2 separate regions of the Homo sapiens genome follow, and region 1 is linked to region 2. Evidence: chromatin contacts called from ENCODE Hi-C or POLR2A ChIA-PET data. All regions are on one chromosome and are shown on one strand. The core of a region is the stretch at or near the end of the contact, and the rest is flanking DNA. Distances in the headings are between cores, read along the strand shown. Region 1 holds the start of CPM (carboxypeptidase M). Region 2 has its middle 45 kb from the start of TODL.

Region 1 (5,007 bases), core at 1,442-3,941, 120 kb after region 2:
AAAAGATAGGATTTCTAAGGTACATCAGCAAGCCTTCACTTTGTTCCCACCCAGTTCCCTTTCCCATTCCTAGAGTAACTTTGCCTAAATTTAATCTTCTCAAGCTCCAGTCCCCCTCCTCAGACCTCTTAGTCAATGAACAACAATGAAAGGGAAACGTCTTCAACCCTTCCAGTGGAAATAACATTTAGCATAGTGACTACTGCACAATTAAAAAAAAAAAAACCTACTCAAAGACTCTACAATGTCATACTAAGACTTCCAACTCTTAGGCCAGGCAAGGTGGCTCACTCATGTAATCCCAGCACTTTGGGAGGCTGAGGCAGAAGGATCACTTGAGGCCAGGAGTTCAAGACTAGCCTGGCCAACATGGTGAAACCTGGTCTCTATTAAAAATGCAGAAGTTAGGCATGTGTGGTGTAAAAATACAAAAGTTACGTAGGTGTGGCGATGCGTGCCTGTAATCCCAGGTACGTTAGAGGCTGAAACACAAGAATCGCTTGAACCTGGAAGGCAGAGGCTGCAGTGAGCTGAGATTGCACCACTGCACTCAAGCCTGGGCAACAGAGTGAGACTGTATCTCAAAACAAACAAACAAACAAACAAACAAACAAACAATAAAACAACTTCTCTTTAAGAAAAAAAAAAAGATGGCCAGGCACGGTGGCTCACGCCTGTAATCCCAGCGATCTGGGAGGCCGAGGCAGGCAGATCGCCCGAGGTCGGGAGTTCCAGACCAGCCTGGCCAACATGGTGAAACCCCGTCTCTACTAAAAATACAAAAATTAGCCGGGCCTGGTGGCAGGTGCCTGTAATCCGAGCTACTCGGTAGGCTGAGGCAGGAGAATTGCTTGAACCTGAGAGGAGGTTGCAGTGAGCCGAGATCATGCCATTGCACTCCAGACTGGGCAACAGAATTGAGACTCCATCTCAAAAAATAAAGAAAGAAATAAAAAATTAAAAAAAAAATTCCAACTCTTGGAAAATTCCCTTTAAAGAGTTACGAATTAAGCTGGTTTATTTATGTAATAAACGCTTCGCACAGTTCTTACAATGTGCCTGCCAACCTTATTTAGGTAGGTACAATTAAGACTTCCACTTTACACACCAGAAAATAAGGCACAGAGTCGACACAGCCACTGAGTGTCAGAGCAAGAATTGGCACTCATCCCGTGAGCGCCTCAGTTCTTTTTTTTTCTTTATATATACTTTAAGTTCTAGGGCACATGTGCACAACTGTGGCACATATACACCACGGAATACTATGCAGCCATAAAAAAGGATGAGTTCATGTCCTTTGTACGGACATGGATGAAGCTGGAAACCATCATTCTCAGCAAACTATCGCAAGGGCAGAGCGCCTCAGTTCTTAAACCACTCTTCTATGCTGCGGCAGAATCACTGGAAGTCTCAGGGAGTCCTGAGTGCGCAATTCTAGGAAAAGTATCTATATCTGTAAGAAAGAAGGGGCAGGGAATCTAACGGTTCTCAGCTCTTGAAGGCACATTAGATTCATTCAAGGTCCTCTCTAAAAATACACTTTCTTGGGCCTCCACGAGAAAAATTCTATTCAATTAGTCGTGGGCTTGCATCCGTATTTTTAGTCTGTAAAAGTGGAATGTTATCTCAAATCAGTGGTTTTCAAACTTTTTATATTCTGCGGACCTTGACACGGGCCCCCAATACCCTGACACGGTTACTTACAATCCGGGAGAGAGTGGGAGAAAGGGGGAGAGAGGGAAGGGGAGAGGGGGAGGGGAGAGAGAGAGAATGAATGAGAATGAATCTTTTAGAGAGGTAGAGGGGGTTGGCCCGTGCCACAAACCACCTCTCAGGTTTGAGTGAAGCCTTCGTTCTCTCTCGTGCAGAGACCATGCCATCCTTCCAGAAAGGAGCATTTTAGGACGTTTTAGGACGAGAGACCTGTAATTGGCCTAAGACTCAGGTGCAGGTGGAGGAAGCATCGGATTTACAACAGTGGTCCTGCCTTCTTCGATGTGACTTCCAGTTTTAAATTCAATTCTAATTTACACAAATCCCACCCACTATGTAAACTTGTTGGAAAATGTCCTGCACTCTGCACTTCGTGGCATTTAAAACTTCCACACACGCGCGCGTTCTTTCTCGAAGCCCCGTGATTGCTTAGCCTCGCTGGGCAGCTTGGCACTGCTGGGAGCTTGGCTCGCCCTGCCGGGGCCGACGCCGCCCGTCCCGCAGGAGCCCGCGCGGGGCTCAGGGCACTCAGGACTCCGCATGCGTCCCGGCTCCAGGTGGGCCCCGGCACCGCCAACCGCAGGAAACCCGCCGAGCCCTAAACGTCTCCCAAGCGGCTGCAGTCTGCGACAGAGAGTGTCCCTCGGTGGAGCGCCCTGTGGCTGCCCAGGCTACAGCCGTGGCCGAGGCGAGGACACACTTCTGACCTGGGGCTCCAGCAAAGACTGTCCGCGAGCGGCGACTCCATGCCCGCAGCCCTCCGCCCAGCTCAGCCGCCCGGCCGCGGGCACCAGCAGCCGCGCCACGAAAGGGCGCACCGCGCGGGCGCCGTCTCTCCTAGGTGCGAAGGCGGCTGAGGCCCCGCCCGGGAGGCACCCGCGCGGCTCCGGAGTGGGCCGGAGGGACGTCCGGGGGCGGGGCCCGGGCGCGCCCGCCCTCTGACCGGGCTATAACACCCGGCCCCGCCGGGCGGCCGCGGGTGGGTAGAGGTGCGCGCCTGGGACCTGGTGAGGCTGGGGGTGCGCGGGGCCGGGCGCAGCTGTGGCAGCTGCCGGACGGCGGAGGCGCCAGGAGGAGGAGGAGAGGGAGGCGCGGGCGGCTGGGTCGAGGGCACCGAGGCTGCCCGTGCTCCCGGTCTCTGGTTGCACGGCTCACTCCCGAAGGTGTTGCTTCCAGCTTTTGCCTCCTTAGGAGGCAGGGAGCGTCAGTGTCGGGAGACCCTGAGACCGGAGTACCGAGACGTAGCTGGTGATGCCCCCGCCTGCCCTCATGTGTTCTCAGGTTCTTCTTATTTTTATTCATCTCTAGAACATGGACTTCCCGTGCCTCTGGCTAGGGCTGTTGCTGCCTTTGGTAGCTGCGCTGGATTTCAACTACCACCGCCAGGAAGGGATGGAAGCGTTTTTGAAGACTGTTGCCCAAAACTACAGTTCTGTCACTCACTTACACAGTATTGGGAAATCTGTGAAAGGTAGGGTCCGTCTCGTGAACACTTTGCCAAACCCTCAGTCCTCCCTTTCAGTATTCATTAAATATGCCCCAGCTTCCTGTCTGCTCTTCCACGCACCTACTCTGAGTGGCACAGAACAAGTCAACCGGTACCGTGCGTGTTGGTTGTTTTCTGCTTTTGTTGGGAGGAATAGTAGGAAGAACTGAATTTTACTGGACTTGTCCATTGTAATTCAGTGTCACTGAGTCCTTTCCATTATTGGAGTTCTTCTGTCTTTTTGGATCTTGCAGACATTGGTTATTTGGGATGTATGTTTTAGTTCCTTTTCAAGATAAACTCCCAAGTAAGTCCGTTTATCCGTTTCAGTTCCCCTTTGTGTGGGCTTCTTTATATATGACTTGGACTGTTAATGTCATTTCTTCATGTCTCTTTTAAACTGAAATAATGCAGTTTTGTTGGTAAGATTTCTGTGTCATCTGTAGTTAGCCTTTTATTTAAAGTTATGCAAAACTATCATTTCTGCAAGTTTCTTTTAATCTAAGTAGTACAGTTCTGTTGGTTAGATTTGTGTCGTGTATAATTAGCCCTATGGCTTAAAGTTATGCAAAAAAGTGGTTCTATGATTAAAGGCTGTTTTTAAAATGTATCCATTTGAAGAAGACAATGCTAGATAATGAATATATATTAGTAGTGATTGAAACTCTTCCCAGCATTTTCATATTTATCATTAATAATTTATTGTTCTAAGTTAGAAACTACATAAAGTTATTTTCATTTTTATAGACAGCAAGTTTGAATCAGATAAATTAAATAATTTGTTCAAGGTCTCCCAGATGGTGAATTTTATAGCCAGGACTGGCACCCATCCGGCCAAGGCAAATAATTTGATCAGATATCGTTATTTCATCTTTCTTTCTTTCTTTCTTTCTTTCTTTTTTTTTTTTTTTTTTTTTTGGTCAGAGTCTCGCTCTGTTGCCCAGGCTGGAGTGCAGTGGCGTGATCTCGGCTCACTGCAACCTCCGGCTTCCTGAGTTCAAGCAATTCTCCTGCCTCAGTCTCCCGAGTAGCTGGGATTACAGGAATGCGCCACCACAGCTGGCTAATTTTTTTGTATTTTTAGTAGAGATGGGGTTTCACCATATTGGCCAGGCTGGTCTCAAACTCCTGACCTTGTGATCCTCCTGCTTCGGCCTCCCAAAGTGCTAGGATTACAGGTATGAGCCACCGTGCCCGGCCGAGATACCATTATTACTTAATCATCTTTTATTATCCTGATGTTCCCAAAGAGGTTACCAGAAAACTTAGTCCTTAAATCAAAAGTTTCATAAATTTTATGCAATTTGGATCTCAACTTTTTGTAAGGTGTGTTCAAACTCTACCTTGATTTTAGCTCTGAACTTTTGAGTCAATTGAGAGTCTCATAATTACCATATTCTTCATCATTTTTCAAAAAAATCAAGGCTATGGCTTCTATATTAAAGAAAAAGTATTATATAAATGTATTTATGTGCAATGCGAAGTCAATATCCTGGGCTGTGTGTAATAGTAACTTTGTTTTTAAACAGCATTGCCAAAGAGATGGTGCCAGAATTACTCTATATTGCTCTATAATCCAAAATTATAGAGGTTGGGTGTGTGAGAAATCATATCTTGAATCAGCATACGTATTCAGCCTTCTGAAATCATTTTTCCCTAGGGCTAGAGTAGAGCAATTTAAAAAGATCTAGGAATACTAATTATATTAATTAAAAATATATAGAACACAACTAGCTTGAGTTATTGTTCAGTCATCATTTCAACCACAAGATGATGAGGATGTTGTTAATTTTAAGTACTAAGTGATT
Region 2 (4,985 bases), core at 663-3,162:
AATCACTCATTGACTAAGGGCCACCCCAAGGAAACATACATTCCTAGGTATGCAGACAGTTTTCTGTGTGTGGGAAAAATGGCTCTGGTACCCTAGGGCAGGGCTCAAGGTGAGTTGCCGTTGCAGGCCATTTAGAAGTACAGGCACACAGAAGTCCAACAGGAGCACAGACTCCTACAGGGGATCCAAGGAGATCTGGGCAGAACACAGCGTTGCTGCACCCACCAGCATGCTGCATGCTCTCTCTGCCTGGTAAACACGCTTCTCATTGACAACTGGGAGGGTTACTTATAGCCAGAAAGAAGTGATAAAGACATATTAAAAGATTTTTTATGATATATACCATACATGTCATACTTTTTAAGCGATACATGTAAGTTTTAGAAGAAAAGAGGATTCCAGTTTATTTTACTGACACTATCAGATTAGGTGTCAGGAAAGGTGATTGCTACCTCTGTTGCTATCGCTAACCAGCTGTGTGACCTTTGACAACACAATTTGTTGCAATTCAGTAACCGTTTACAGATCTCCTGTGTTTCTGGGCTGCAACTCACAGTACCTACAATGGTGTCTTTCAGTGTACAGGCTAAAAACAGATGAGGCTCCAGTACATAAGTGCATGAAGAGCAGTGGAAACGTGCAAGAGAAAAGTAAACCAGAGAAGGAAATCTTGGTGGGAGGGATTTAGGAGAGGAGTTTTGGAGGAAGTTACATATGAGCTGGGTCTCAGAGGGTGAGCGGGGTGTTGATACGTAGAAAGAGGGAGAATGTTCCCAACCGAGCAAAGGCAAGGAGGTGAGAAAGGAGCATATCAGGCTATTCAAGTCGACCGACCAGAGCAACCTTGTAGGGGTCATTTGGAAAAACAACCTGGGAAAAGAACTTCAGGGTCAGATTTTGGGGCCTTGAATATCCAGTTGGGATGTTTATATTTAAGATGTTAAGTCAAAAACTAAAAGTTTTTGAGAAAGAGAACTATATGGTTTAAACTCACTCTTGGTCATTTCCTCAAGGCCACGCACAGTGGTGGAGTGTCTAGGAGGGTCAGAGAGGAGGGTCTCCCACATCAGCCCGTGTCGAACCATCTGCCATGACTACCCAGGCCATGGGAAGAAACTGAAATCTTGTGCCACATTGTTCTCTCCAGAGGTGAGCTTCTCCATGGGGTCATAGTGCTGTCTGCCTCGTGGCCTTGTACTGTGGCCAGTTTAATCCAGTATAGATGTTTTATTAACATCTCAAAGAAGGAAGGGGCTTGGCATTCCTAACCTTCTCCTTTGAATCTCCTTGGCTTTTGTGCCAGTTTGCAATTTATTTGCAGCAACATCTGGGCCCTTTGCTAAAAGGGGCTAAGCAGATGGATCTTCCTAAGACAAAGATCTGTCAGTGCAAGGTAACTGGATATCTCCACAGCAAGAAAGAGGAATAATACTGATTAAAATACAGTTCAATGTCTACTTTTCATGGCAGTTTCACTTAAAAGAAATGGGAGAGAAAAATGAACGTTCCCCCACGTTGGGCACCATGTGCTGCATATAGTTGAGCCACCTAGAAATTTTCCAATGTGCAGTGATTTATGTCAATACTGGGAAAATTTAAACTCCAGGACAGACTTACCACAACTAACTAGGAGTTAGACACCTAAGAAGCTAGCAGGAAAGCAAGTCCTCCAGGCCGTCCATGCTGAATGAGCTGGAAAAAATCAAAGCTGCTTCACATTAAGGGTTGCCTAGCCTCAAAACAGATCTGTAAGGACCTCACACGGCACAAATCACATGCAGTGATTTGGTGGCAGTTCATACACAGCACCTATTATGGTGGCAACCCCTCTGCCATCGGTTGAAATTCTTGACCCAGATGCCAGACATACTGAGTCACCTGGAATCCCCCTGCCCTCCACACCTCCCACTGCTGGCTGCATAAATATGTATGTGTGGTTACGAGAGCTGATTTAAGTAATTTGCCTCTAGCGGGTGGTTTGTACCACATGTAGGAGAAAACAATCTACCAACATGTATAAAATTAACCTTTTAAATTCTGTCTGGGGACAAAAAGGATTTTGTCTGTTTGTTGATCTATTCTTTACTTGGAAATGAATGACATAACAGAGAAACTGGTAAAACTGTACTGTTTGCCTTTCAGATTATTTCTGGCAGGTAACCTTGCCTTCACTGGATGGAACATAGCAGCAATGTGAAATTTTAAACCTTTTGAAAAATACAAGGTCATAAACATAAGAGAAAGTCTGAAATTTGCAGTTGGAGTCTGGCTCCAAAAGAGGTTTGCAAAACATCAAAGATGACAAAGCTCTGAGTCGCAGGACATTCTTGGCCTCACTGATGAAAAACAGCTTGTATAGCACGCATGTTTTGCCACATTTTCTACTCTTTTGCATCCTCGACTATTGTTTATGAGTAAAACCCCCAAACTTAGCCTGAAATATAAAAACCTTGAAAATCCGACCCAAATCCATTTTCTAGCTTTCACTTCCACCTCACCCTCCTTAAAATCAACACCCCAATTTCATAGGATTATCCATTGTTCTTTGTATATAACATAGTCTCGCACCTCAATATTGTTCACGGGATGTTTTCTCTATTCAAGAGGCTCTTGCTATCTTCTTAACCTGACAAAACTCAGCTCAAAAGTCGTCTTTTACCAAAGGCTTTAAAACAGATCACTCCCGTTTTTGTGCACCTATAACACTTAGCACTTAATTAAAAAACTTTTTTTTGGCCGGGCGCGGTGGCTCATGCCTGTAATCCCAGCGCTTTGGGAGGCTGAGGCGGGTGGATCACGAGGTCAGGAGATTGAGACCCATCCTGGCTAACCCGGTGAAACCCCGTCTCTATTAAAAAAAAAATACAGAAAATTAGCCGGGCATGGTGGCAGGCACCTGTAGTCCCAGCTACTCAGGAGGCTGGGGCAGGAGAATGACATGAACCCAGGAGGCAGAGCTTGCAGTGAGCCGAGATTGCACTATTGCACTCCAGCCTGGGCAACAGAGCAAGACTCTGTCTCAGAAAAAAAAATTATTTCCTAGGTTTTAGGGAACAGGTGGTATTTGGTTACATGAGTAAGTTTATTGGCGGTGATTTGTGAGATTTTTGTGCACCCATCACCTGCACAGTACACACTGAACCCTATTTGCAGTCTTTTATTCCTCAACCCTTTTCCACCCTTTTCCCACTGAGTCTCCAAAGTCTATTGTGTCATTCTTATGCCTTTGCATCCTCATAGCTTAGCTCCCACTTATGAGTGAGAACATACAATGTTTGGTTTTCCGTTCTTGAACTATTTCACTTAAAATAATAGTTTCCAATCCCATCCAGGTTGCTGTGAATGCCATTAATTCATTCCCTTTTATGGCTGAGTAGTATTCCATCGTGTATATATATGCCACAGTTTCTTTATCACTCACTGATTGATGGACATTTGGATTGGTTCCATGATTTTGCAGTTGTGAGTTGTGCTGCTATAAACATGTGTGCACAAGTATCTTTTTCATATAATGACTTCTTTTCCTCTGGGTAGATACACAGTAGTGGGATTGCTGGGTCAAATGGTAGTTCTACTTTTAGTTCTTTAAGGAATGTTCACACTATTTTCCATAGTGGTTGTACTAGTTTACATTCCCACCCACAGTGTAGAAAATGTAACCTGTTCATCGCATCCATGTCAATATCTATTTTTTTTTATTAAGGCCATTTTTTGCAGGAGTAAGGTGGTACTGCATTGTGGTTTTGATTTGCGTTTCCCTGATCATTAGTGATGTTGAGCATTTTTTCATGTGTTTGTTGGCCATTTGTATATCTTCTTTTGAGAATTGTCTATTCATGTCCTTAGCCCACTTTTTGATGGGACTGTTTGTTTTTTTCTTGCTAATTTGTTTAAGTTCATTGTAGATTCCGGATATTAGTCCTTTGTCAGATGTATAGATTGTGAAGATGTTTTCCCACTCTGTGGGTTGTCTGTTTACTCTGCTGACTGTTCCTTTTGCCATGCAAAAACTCTTCAGTTTAATTAAGTCCCAGACATTTATCTTTGTTTTTATTGCATTTGCTTTTGGGTTCTTGGTCATGAAATCCTTGCCTAAGCCAATGTCTAGAAGGTTTTTTTCAATGTTATCTTCTAGAATTTTTATAGTTTCAGGTCTTAGATTTAAGTCCTTGATCCGTCTTGAGTTGGTTTTTGTATAAACTGAGAGGTGAGGATCCAGTTCCATTCTCCTACATGTGGCTTGCCAATGATCCCAGGACCATTTGTTGAATAGGGTGTTCTTTCCCCACTTTATGTTTTTGTTTGCTTTGTTGAAGATCAGTTGGCTATAAGTATTTGGGTTTATTTCTGGGTTCTCTATTCTGTTCCATTGGTCTATGTGCCTATTTTTATATCATGACCATGCTCTTTTGATGACTATGGCCTTATAGTATAGTTTGAAATCAGGTAATGTGATGCCTTCAGATTTGTTCCTTTTGCTTAGTCTTGCTTTGGCTATGTGGGCTCTTTTTTGGTTCCATATGAATTTTAGAATTTTTTTTTCCAGTTCTGTGAAGAATGATGGTGGTATTTTAATGGGAATTGCATTGAATTTGTAGATTGCTTTTGGCAGTATGGTCATTTTCACAATATTGATTCTACCCATCTGTGAGTATGGGATGTGTTTCCATTTGTTTGTGTCATCTATGATTTCTTTCAGTAGTGTTTTGTAGTTTTCCTTGCAGAGGTCTTTCACCTCCTCAGTTAGGTATATTCCTAAGTATTTTATTTTTTGCAGTTATTGTAAAAGGAGTTTGATTTGATTCTCAGCTTGGTTGCTGTTGGTGTACAGGAGAGCTACTGATTTGTGTACATTAATTTTGTACCTGGAAAATTTGCTGAATTATTTTATCAGTTATAGGAGCTTTTTAGAGGAGTCTAGGGTTTTTTATATATACAATCATAGCATCAGCAAACAGTGACAGTTTGACTTCCTCTTTACCAAT

What was found. Hi-C counts contacts between places; a loop is a spot of excess contacts on that map. ChIA-PET counts read pairs that join two places held with the same protein, here RNA polymerase II (POLR2A). Pooled maps may share reads with other maps.
Region 1: a loop to region 2 is called in a pooled map, with 3 times the contacts of the local background. The contact joins the promoter of CPM here to the enhancer-like site in region 2. A Hi-C loop is called at or near these places in 7 of 168 maps with a recorded cell type or tissue (CD14-positive monocyte, Caki2, OCI-LY7 and 3 more) and 12 of 50 pooled maps. POLR2A ChIA-PET finds 5 or more read pairs at or near these places in 6 of 52 experiments (OCI-LY7, activated CD4-positive, alpha-beta T cell, activated T-cell and 2 more).

What each region holds. Positions count from the first base shown.
Region 1 is chr12:68,930,855-68,935,861 of GRCh38, reverse strand. It overlaps CPM (carboxypeptidase M), which reads left to right and starts at 2,691. Exons shown (of 9, transcript NM_198320.5): 1 at 2,691-2,720; 2 at 3,022-3,184. The coding sequence starts at 3,025. RefSeq lists silencers at 2,312-2,421, 2,452-2,811.
Region 2 is chr12:69,050,083-69,055,067 of GRCh38, reverse strand. No RefSeq gene overlaps it. Among named protein-coding and RNA genes, the nearest start is that of TODL, 45 kb to the right of the region's middle. RefSeq lists an enhancer at 900-1,497. Within about 2 kb of position 1,912, at least 8 of the 41 ENCODE cell types and tissues checked have a DNase peak (open chromatin) inside an H3K27ac peak, as active enhancers do; they include PC-3 and endothelial cell of umbilical vein, where a contact is called at or near this core.